2 separate regions of the Homo sapiens genome follow, and region 2 is linked to region 1. The links are chromatin loops, found by intact Hi-C in ENCODE. Cell type or tissue: PC-9. All regions are shown on one strand.

The links. Hi-C counts contacts between places; a loop is a spot of excess contacts. Peaks named below come from ENCODE experiments on the same cell type or tissue, not always from the same donor. Only the 100,000 strongest peaks of a DNase experiment are listed, where the experiment ranks them.
Region 2: it touches region 1 in a loop (10-fold over the local background); 1 of 110 quality-filtered maps calls a loop at or near these places.

Annotation. Positions count from the first base shown.
Region 1 is chr12:95,622,133-95,626,132 of GRCh38, forward strand. No RefSeq gene overlaps it. Among named protein-coding and RNA genes, the nearest start is that of USP44, 73 kb to the left of the region's middle. RefSeq lists an enhancer at 615-1,569 and a silencer at 1,577-1,646. In PC-9, a CTCF peak has its summit at 1,614 (motif pointing right); DNase peaks (open chromatin) are centred at 939 and 1,709; H3K27ac peaks cover 1,065 bases.
Region 2 is chr12:95,761,703-95,765,702 of GRCh38, forward strand. All of the region lies in intron 2 of NTN4 (netrin 4), which reads right to left. Among named protein-coding and RNA genes, the nearest start is that of NTN4, 27 kb to the right of the region's middle. In PC-9, no CTCF peak of the experiment used is centred here; a DNase peak (open chromatin) is centred at 2,399; H3K27ac peaks cover 2,021 bases.

The sequences.
Region 1 (4,000 bases):
AGGAACTGTGGCTCATGCCTGTAATCCCAGCACTTTGGGAGGCCAAGGTGGGCAGATCACGAGGTCAGGAGATCGAGACCATCCTGGCTAACACGGTGAAACCCCGTTTCTACTAAAAATACAAAAAATTAGCTGGGCGTGGTGGCGCATGCCTGTAATCCCAGCTACTCAGGAGGCTGAGGCGAGAGAATGGCGTAAACCCGGGAGACAGAGCTTGCAGTGAGCCGAGATGGTGCCACTGCCCTCCAGCCTGGACGACAGAGCGAGACTCTGTCTCAAAAAAAAAAAAAAAAATTCAAAAAGAAAAACCAAAAACAAATATTAATGTGCATAAATACCACCTGGGAAGTTTGCCATCTATGCAGATATCTGACCCACTTCCAGAAATTCTAATTAAAATTTGAAGTATTTAATGGGCATGGTGGCTCACACCTGTAATCCCAGCACTTTGGGAGGCTGAGGTGGGAGGATTGCTTTGAGACCAGGAGTTTCAGACCAGCCTGGGCAACATGGTGAAGCCCTGTCTCTATAATACACGAATTAGCCAGGCGTGTTGGTGTGCACCTGTAAGTCTCAGTTACTCGGGAGGCTAGGGTAGAAGGATAGATTGAGTCTGGGAGGTTGAGGTTGCAGTGAGCCAAAATTGCGCCAGTGCGCTCCAGCCTAGGCAACAGAGTGAGACTCTGTCTCAATAACAATAATAATAATAATAATAAATAAAATTCTGAATGTGGTCCTTAATCTTATTTATAACAAACACCCTAGATAATTCTAATTCATTTAGTTCACATTTTAGAAGATAGGTGATCTTATATTGTCTCCAGTTGGTTGCTTTTGAACCTTTGTGGAAGCCTTAGGTGGTGTTCTGCTGTGATGAGTCAGTCACTAGAGGAGCCTGTTGTGGGGTTACAAAGGTGTGGCAAAAGGGAGGACGATGCCTCCTCCTATGGTCAGAGCAGTGGGAGCGGTGGTGAGCAAGCTATGTTCTGTAGAGTGGCTGTCTCACTAGGGACATTGTGAGAGGCAGTGGCCTGAGTCAGGTTCCCGGATAGGTGGTAAAGTTGAAGTCTGCAAAGGTTTTTCAGAGGAAGAAATAAGAAGAATTAATTTTGGAGTCAAGGATCCAGACAGTGTAGCATAAAAGGGCTCAAGAGCACAAAGTGGTCTCCAAAAGATGGAAAAACTACCAATTAGCCAGGCGTGGTGGTGTGCACCTGTAGTCCCAGCTGCTTGGGAGGCTGAGGTGAGAGGATCACTTGAGCCTGGGAGGTTGAGGCTGCAGTGAGCTGTCATCACGCCACTGGACTCCAGCCTGGGTGACAGAGCAAGACCCTGTCTCAAAAAACAAAGCAAGACTGCTCTTCCTCCCCACTCTATCCCCAGATGTTAAGTAGTCAGCAAAGACTAATTTCAGTTTCCCTTAAGGGTGACAATCAGGAATAGAAGATACTGCTGCTTTTGGGAACCGCTCTTATTAACTAGGGCTGCCTTGGCAGCTCCCAGGGGTGCTGTGTCTTGACAACCTTCTCCTGTTTTTGTGTTTGGTAACTACCCCACCCCAACCCCTACCCTCTACCGCCCACGCCTCCTCAAACCTCCTCAAGCAGCCCAATGACCAGACACCGCAGCGTCGCCTCTAGAGGGCGCTTGAGTCTCTACCAAATCCCTGAGTGGCCTCACCAGTTTGGGATTCCATTTACATTCCAAGAAATTCCTTTTTAAAGGTTACACAAGAGAGGCAGGCCTGTGGAGCCCTAATTGGTGTTCTTCAGTTGCCAAGCCCAGGCCTAGGTTCTTTCTCTCTCCTTGAGGTCAGGAAATCTTTTTTTTTTTTTTTTTGAGTCAGAGTCTCGCTCTTTCGCCCAGGCTGGAGTGCAATGGCCCGATCTCCGCTCACTGCAACCTCCGCCTCCCGGGTTCAAGCGATCTCCTGCCTCAGCCTCCCGAGTACCTGGGATTACAGGCGTCTGCCACCACACCTGGCTAATTTTTGTAGCTTTAGTAGAGACGGGGTTTCACCACGTTGGTCAGGTTGGTCTCGAACTCCTGAGCTCAAGTGATCCACCCACCTCGGCCTTCCAAAGTGCTGGGATTACAGACCTGAGCCACCGCACCCGACCTAGGAAATATTCTTGAATTTTCCAAAGGTACTCCCTTTCCAGTGCTCCCACCTCCTCCCTGCACCTGCAGGGTGTTGGCGGTGGAGACTCCCACCTTCTTCCATCAGGACCCATTCTCAGGAGTCTAGTGGTCTTGGTAACAGCCCTAATCTCCTTTTTCTGTGTTTTCCCTAGAAGGGTGCAGGACCCTAGAGGTTGCCTGGGCTCAGGGACTGCTGTAAGGGTGGATCTCAGAGCATCCTATGGTAGGTCTGCAAACTAAACCCTGAAAATCAGCCCCCAGAAGTCCCAGTAATGTCCATTTCTAGGCAAGAATAATTAAAAAGTTCTTTTATGTCAACCCAAAGAAAGGCAGTTTTGACCTTTTTGTCCTCGACACATTGTTTGCTCGAAGTAAGAAATGTTCACGTGGAATAGCTGCCATTAATATGGGTGACCTCAAGGTTAGTATCGCTCAGGGAATGCCTTTCATTGTTCTGTATTGTTTGTTTCCCTTTTGTGAAATTCTGTGGCCAAGGGAACTGCATAGTTCCAGGATGCGGTCCAGTAGCACATTACTAATTGCATACTTTAAAATACAGATTTATGCTGCTTCGTTGGGCCATACCAGGAGAGAAACCAGTGCAGGGGGCTATAAAGCGTCAAGGTTATAAACTTCATGGGGCTTTCAGGCAAATAAGGAATTTTTATTAATTCTTTAAATGCAAATGTCCAGTAATGTCTCCACTTGCCCCACCCCCTGCAGCGCTCCAGGTAGGAAAGAATTGCAACCTGCTAGCTGGTGGCCGAATGGAAAAAAGAGTGATTATTCATGGGGTCTCTGATGTCAAATAGTACATACAGCTGAATATAAAAGACCCTCCTTCTCCCCCACAACCTACTCCTTTGCTAAGAGCACAGGTATGAAACACAGATGCAAAATGGAGGAATCCCTCTCATTTGTCCCCCTGGCAGGACATATTTTAGAATAAAACCGGCAAGTACCTTGGCAGGCACCCAGCGTATCAGGTAAATTGTTAACTATCCGACTATTCTTTTACAAGAGCAAAATTGAGTGTGATATTAAAGCAAAGCCTCTTTATTTTAAATTATTAGTTCATAGTCTTGCTTTGGAGATCCCCAAAATGTCCATGCTAAGAACTTTGAAAAGCAGGCTTTTCTTTTTTCTTTTTGAACAATAGACATAAAATTCCAGACCTAGAGTGACAAATCAACACGTATCAGTTACTTTCATTGTCAAGGGCATTTTGGGTGTTCACACTTTATCACATTACTGGTAACCAAGTATTATTCCTGACCTGTGTGTTTGTTTATAATGTATACAGCAGAAGTTTGCTGGCTAAAGAAGGAAGCAACTGCTAATTCTGAGGAGTCAGAGACAGGGTGCTCCCATCCACCTGTGAGCATTGTCTGTAGACACAATAAATAGCACATCTTGCATGTATCTGTGCTCGATGAGGTCAGGCGCCGTATTGGTTTTACCTGTGTGTCTTCAGTGCCTACCTCAGTGCCTGCTACATATTAGGCATTCCATAAGTCAATAAATTCATAAAAGGAATAATAAACACGAGTTTCCTATCTGCAAATGCTATTGTAATAAAATACAAATTTATTTTATTTTATTATTATTATTTTTTGAGACGGAGTTGCGCTCTTGTCGCCCAGGATGGAGTGCAATGGCATGATCTCAGCTCACTGCAACCTCCGCCTCCCGGGTTCAAGCGATTCTCCTGTCTCAACCTCCCATCTCAGCCTCCCGGGTAGCTGGGATTAGAGGCGCATGTCACCACGCCCGGCTAATTTTTGTATTTTTAGTAGAGACAGAGTTTCATCATATCGGTCAGGCTGCTCTCAAACTCCTGACCTCAGGTGATCCGCCC
Region 2 (4,000 bases), 140 kb after region 1:
CCTACAAAACCTGGTCACACTAGGAAAACGATAAACCATGAACACATAGTTGTGAGCACCCAGAATAATTCTTTAAGTCTACCTAATTATATCTACATTTCTATTAACACATAGTTTTTTTCTTTTATCCCCCTCTTTAAGAGTAAGATAACTCTTCAGCTGTAATGAGACCAAATGCTAGTGAACTTATCCATGGTGGCAAAAGCTTTTAGCCATTTTTGCCTGTTTAAGTCATTAAAATTATTTTATTACCTCCTGTTTATCTCCTCAATTAATCTTCCTTATAAAATGCATATATATACATATATATTATTCATATTATATATGTTAAACACGTTCCCTGACTGGGTGCCACAGAAAACCACCACAGTTGGCAATTAACTTGATGTTAAAACGAATTGAGTTTCTTGTTGAACATGTGTGTGCCTACTGGGGATTTCCAAAATGCAAACTTAGACTAGAATGTACTTTCCATTTTTTTCATTCAAGAGTCTTTATCAGGAGCAACCCCAATGTGCTGATTAAGGTTTAAAAAATTTTCAAGTTTTAAACCCTGTTACCCTGGTGGAGAGATCCTGGCTACCAAACAGACTTCAAAGGCACCTCCAACTTGCCCTAAGCCACAGACAAATATTTGCTGTTACTCTAGTACTAGGCAGCATAGGGCCACTTTGTCCTTCACTTGTAGGAGACCTTGAGGATAAGTATTAATCACATCATGAAAGGTTTTCTCAGTAGAGATGAATCTCACATATCTTTTCCCATTAAGTTTCGGTCTGAAGTATGAGGATTAGTTGCAAGAGTTGAATTAAGAAAGAGAACTGAAAGCTGAGTTAGAAGAAAAGACTTGCAGAAATAAAGACCAGCAATTGGCTTTAAAAGTAAAAAGCAGATATTTTTCTCTCTACTGTGTCCTACATGTACTGAAGTACGAGCAGTGCAACTGAAAGAGAGGTGAGTCTAATTCACATGATTCGTATAGAGACAGAAAACAGTAAATGGTATGAAATTAGTCTGTTTCCTTCTGCTCATGGAGTAGAGATTTATATAGGAGAGCTGAAAGTACAGAATTTTTCAGGATGTTTAAGCTTTGGGCTTGCAGAGCAAGAAAGCTCACAATAGAAATTCTGGGCTCGAAAGAGAAATTGGCAAACAAACTAACTCTCATTTCGGCTTCTAAAACTGTTTCTTTCCTATACATTTAGATAAGAAAAGGCATTTCTAACATGAATCAATTGCAAATGTGGCTCATATAAATTCCGACTGTGTCTCTCATCATCAGTGTCATTTTTGTTTTTAAATAATGACAAAGCCATAATTAAATAAGATAAAAATCCTAAGTTTCTGTGACCTTAAGCCTTTTCATAAAGAAATACTTGTTTATTAGTTCAAACTTTACTTATTGAGGAAATGCTTTGTATGAGGCACTGAGACTCTGGATACAAAAATGGATAAATTAATAATGCATAAGATTCCAATTGTCCCCTAATTCTTGAAAATTGATCTCTATCAAAAGTGGTATTAGAAACAGCTCAAAGAATTTTTAATAATCAAAAAAGAACATGAGGCCATTTAACTCAAATTTCTCAATGCAAGAAGTTCCTCTATAATGGCTGATGCCCATTCATTCTCTGCTAGCTCCTACAGCCTCATCAGGCAGCGTGTTTCAGTTTTAGAAAGGTCTAATTAACAAAAAGTTCTTCTGTGTTAAGCTAGAGTCTGTTCCCTGAAACTCCTAATACTGGCCTTAGAGCTATACAAAACAAGTCTACTTTATCTTCAACATGGAAATCCTTCAAATATTTAAGGGCAGCCATCAACTTAACTTCTATTCTCCAGGTAAATTATCTATAATGTCTCATATCACATAGTTTCTACACCATTTACCACTCTTGCTAAGTAGCAGATGACCTCTCTGTAACTCGTAAGCACATGTTACTAATGACGGTATTTTCTAGACATTTTCCTCTCCACGATGTCAAGCGAATTCTAGCCTCTATTTCTGAACCTTTCTTTTTCCAATTTTATTTTTTAATCCAAATAAATTTCAAAGATTTTTCCATAATGTAATATTCAGATTTTAAAAGACCTAGAGTACTTTCAACACAGCTGTTGGGGAAGAAATGAAGCTGACTGAGTGGAGACAGTAGCATGAGACAGAAAAATATGTTTTTATGAGACCTATTATTTACATAGCCTCTTGAGCACCCACTTCTAATCATGGTAAAACTGGAATGCAAGACTGAAGTTCCAATGTCATTATTTTGGGAGGTGAGAAAGGGGAGGAAAGAGTCACTTCCACATCTGAATTAGAGTGTTTTGATATGACCTGCATATTTCTATAACATCTGTCATTGCATCATTTAGTTCATAAGAAAATAATATTTCTGGTTACATGCCAATGATACTGACAGGCAGACTAGCAGTCAAGGCTGAGTCATAGAAGGGTGGGGTTGTGGAGAGCCACAGCTGTAAAACATGTAACTGTCCCTTAAGCAGCTGAAGTGATGCAGGAGGCTGACTGGAAACTGAGCAGGAGATTAAAATGGCCTTTGTGGATGACAGCAATTGGAGTCAGCTCTATAGGTAACAGACCCTCTTGGCTATACTCACAGCACCTGCCAGAGCATCTAGAAGTAGCTAACTGCTTTATTAAGTGGGCTTTTAAAGAAGGAGAGCTGGCCGGGCACAGTGGCTCACGCCTGTAATCCCAGCACTTTGGGAGGCCGAGGCCAGCGGATCACCTAAGGTCAGGAGTTTGAGACCAGCCTGGCCAACATGGCGAAACCCCGTCTCTACTAAAAATACAAAAATTAGCTGTGCATGGCGTCAGGCACCTGTAATCCCAGCTACTCAGGAGGCTGAGGCAGGAGAATTGCTTGAACCCAGGAGGCGGAGGTTGCAGTGAGCCAAGATTGCACCACTGCACTCCAGCCTGGGTGAGAAAGCGAGACTCCATCCCCCCGCCCCGACCAAAAAAAAAAAAAAAAAGCTAAAAAAGCACCAGAAATAATACATCACTGAACTCTTGGCTGTCACTTTCTACCTGTGCCTGGTGCATGTTTTATAAAGTTCTTGGAAAATGAGTGTGTGTGAAAGTTTTGATTACAGTACTTCAAATTGAGAATCTTTTACACGTTATAACTCCCTAACTTGAACAGGACCTTAAGAGAGATTTTTTTAAAGCATATTAACCTGTCATATAAATTATGAGGAGTGCCTATCCCTAATAAAAGAATAAAGGCAAGTCCCGAAAGGGAAGCCAGAGGAGGGCTAGAAATCTAACTTGTTCACTCACTCACTGTAGAGCAACCTCTTAACAGAATCACTTGGAAATTCCTTCATGAATCTGAAATACCAACCAGATGTAGGTGGATACATTTCTTTCAGTTTTGATAAGACATTTTACTTTAAGCTCATACTTGTATCTTACCATAACATTGCTGTCTAAAAATATCTTTAAAAACATAGTTCCTTATCTTGTACTTGACATTCATAACACAGTTCAAAAAGAATTTGTAAAGTCTCAATAAATATGTCAAACTAAATATGGAATGAAGAGACAAGAATTGTTCTTTGTACCTCTGATTTGTTCACTTTTATCTAAATCTAACTCCCACTCTATTATTGCCTGTCTAGGTAGATGACTGGGCTACTGCTTTAATGAGAAGACACAATTCTTGTGTTCACGTTATCTACTATTAAATGCCAAGACTGATGTTGTCCTCTAACTCAATGTCTGTCCAAAAGCACTAAGCAAAAATGTAGACCCTCAACGCTCTTGGAGACATTGACAGTTGACCAAAGTTAGTACTGGAAGTCCCTAACTTACGACTGGGTTGTGCTCTAAAGATGTATTTGTACGTTAGTTGTCTGGGCTTTAGAAGGCATTTTGTGTCCATTTTGTTTACCACCATATCCTTGGAGCCTCGGAAGGTGCTAGACATATAGAGGCACCCACATATTTGTCGAGTGACAGGATGAACTGGCCCCAAAAGTC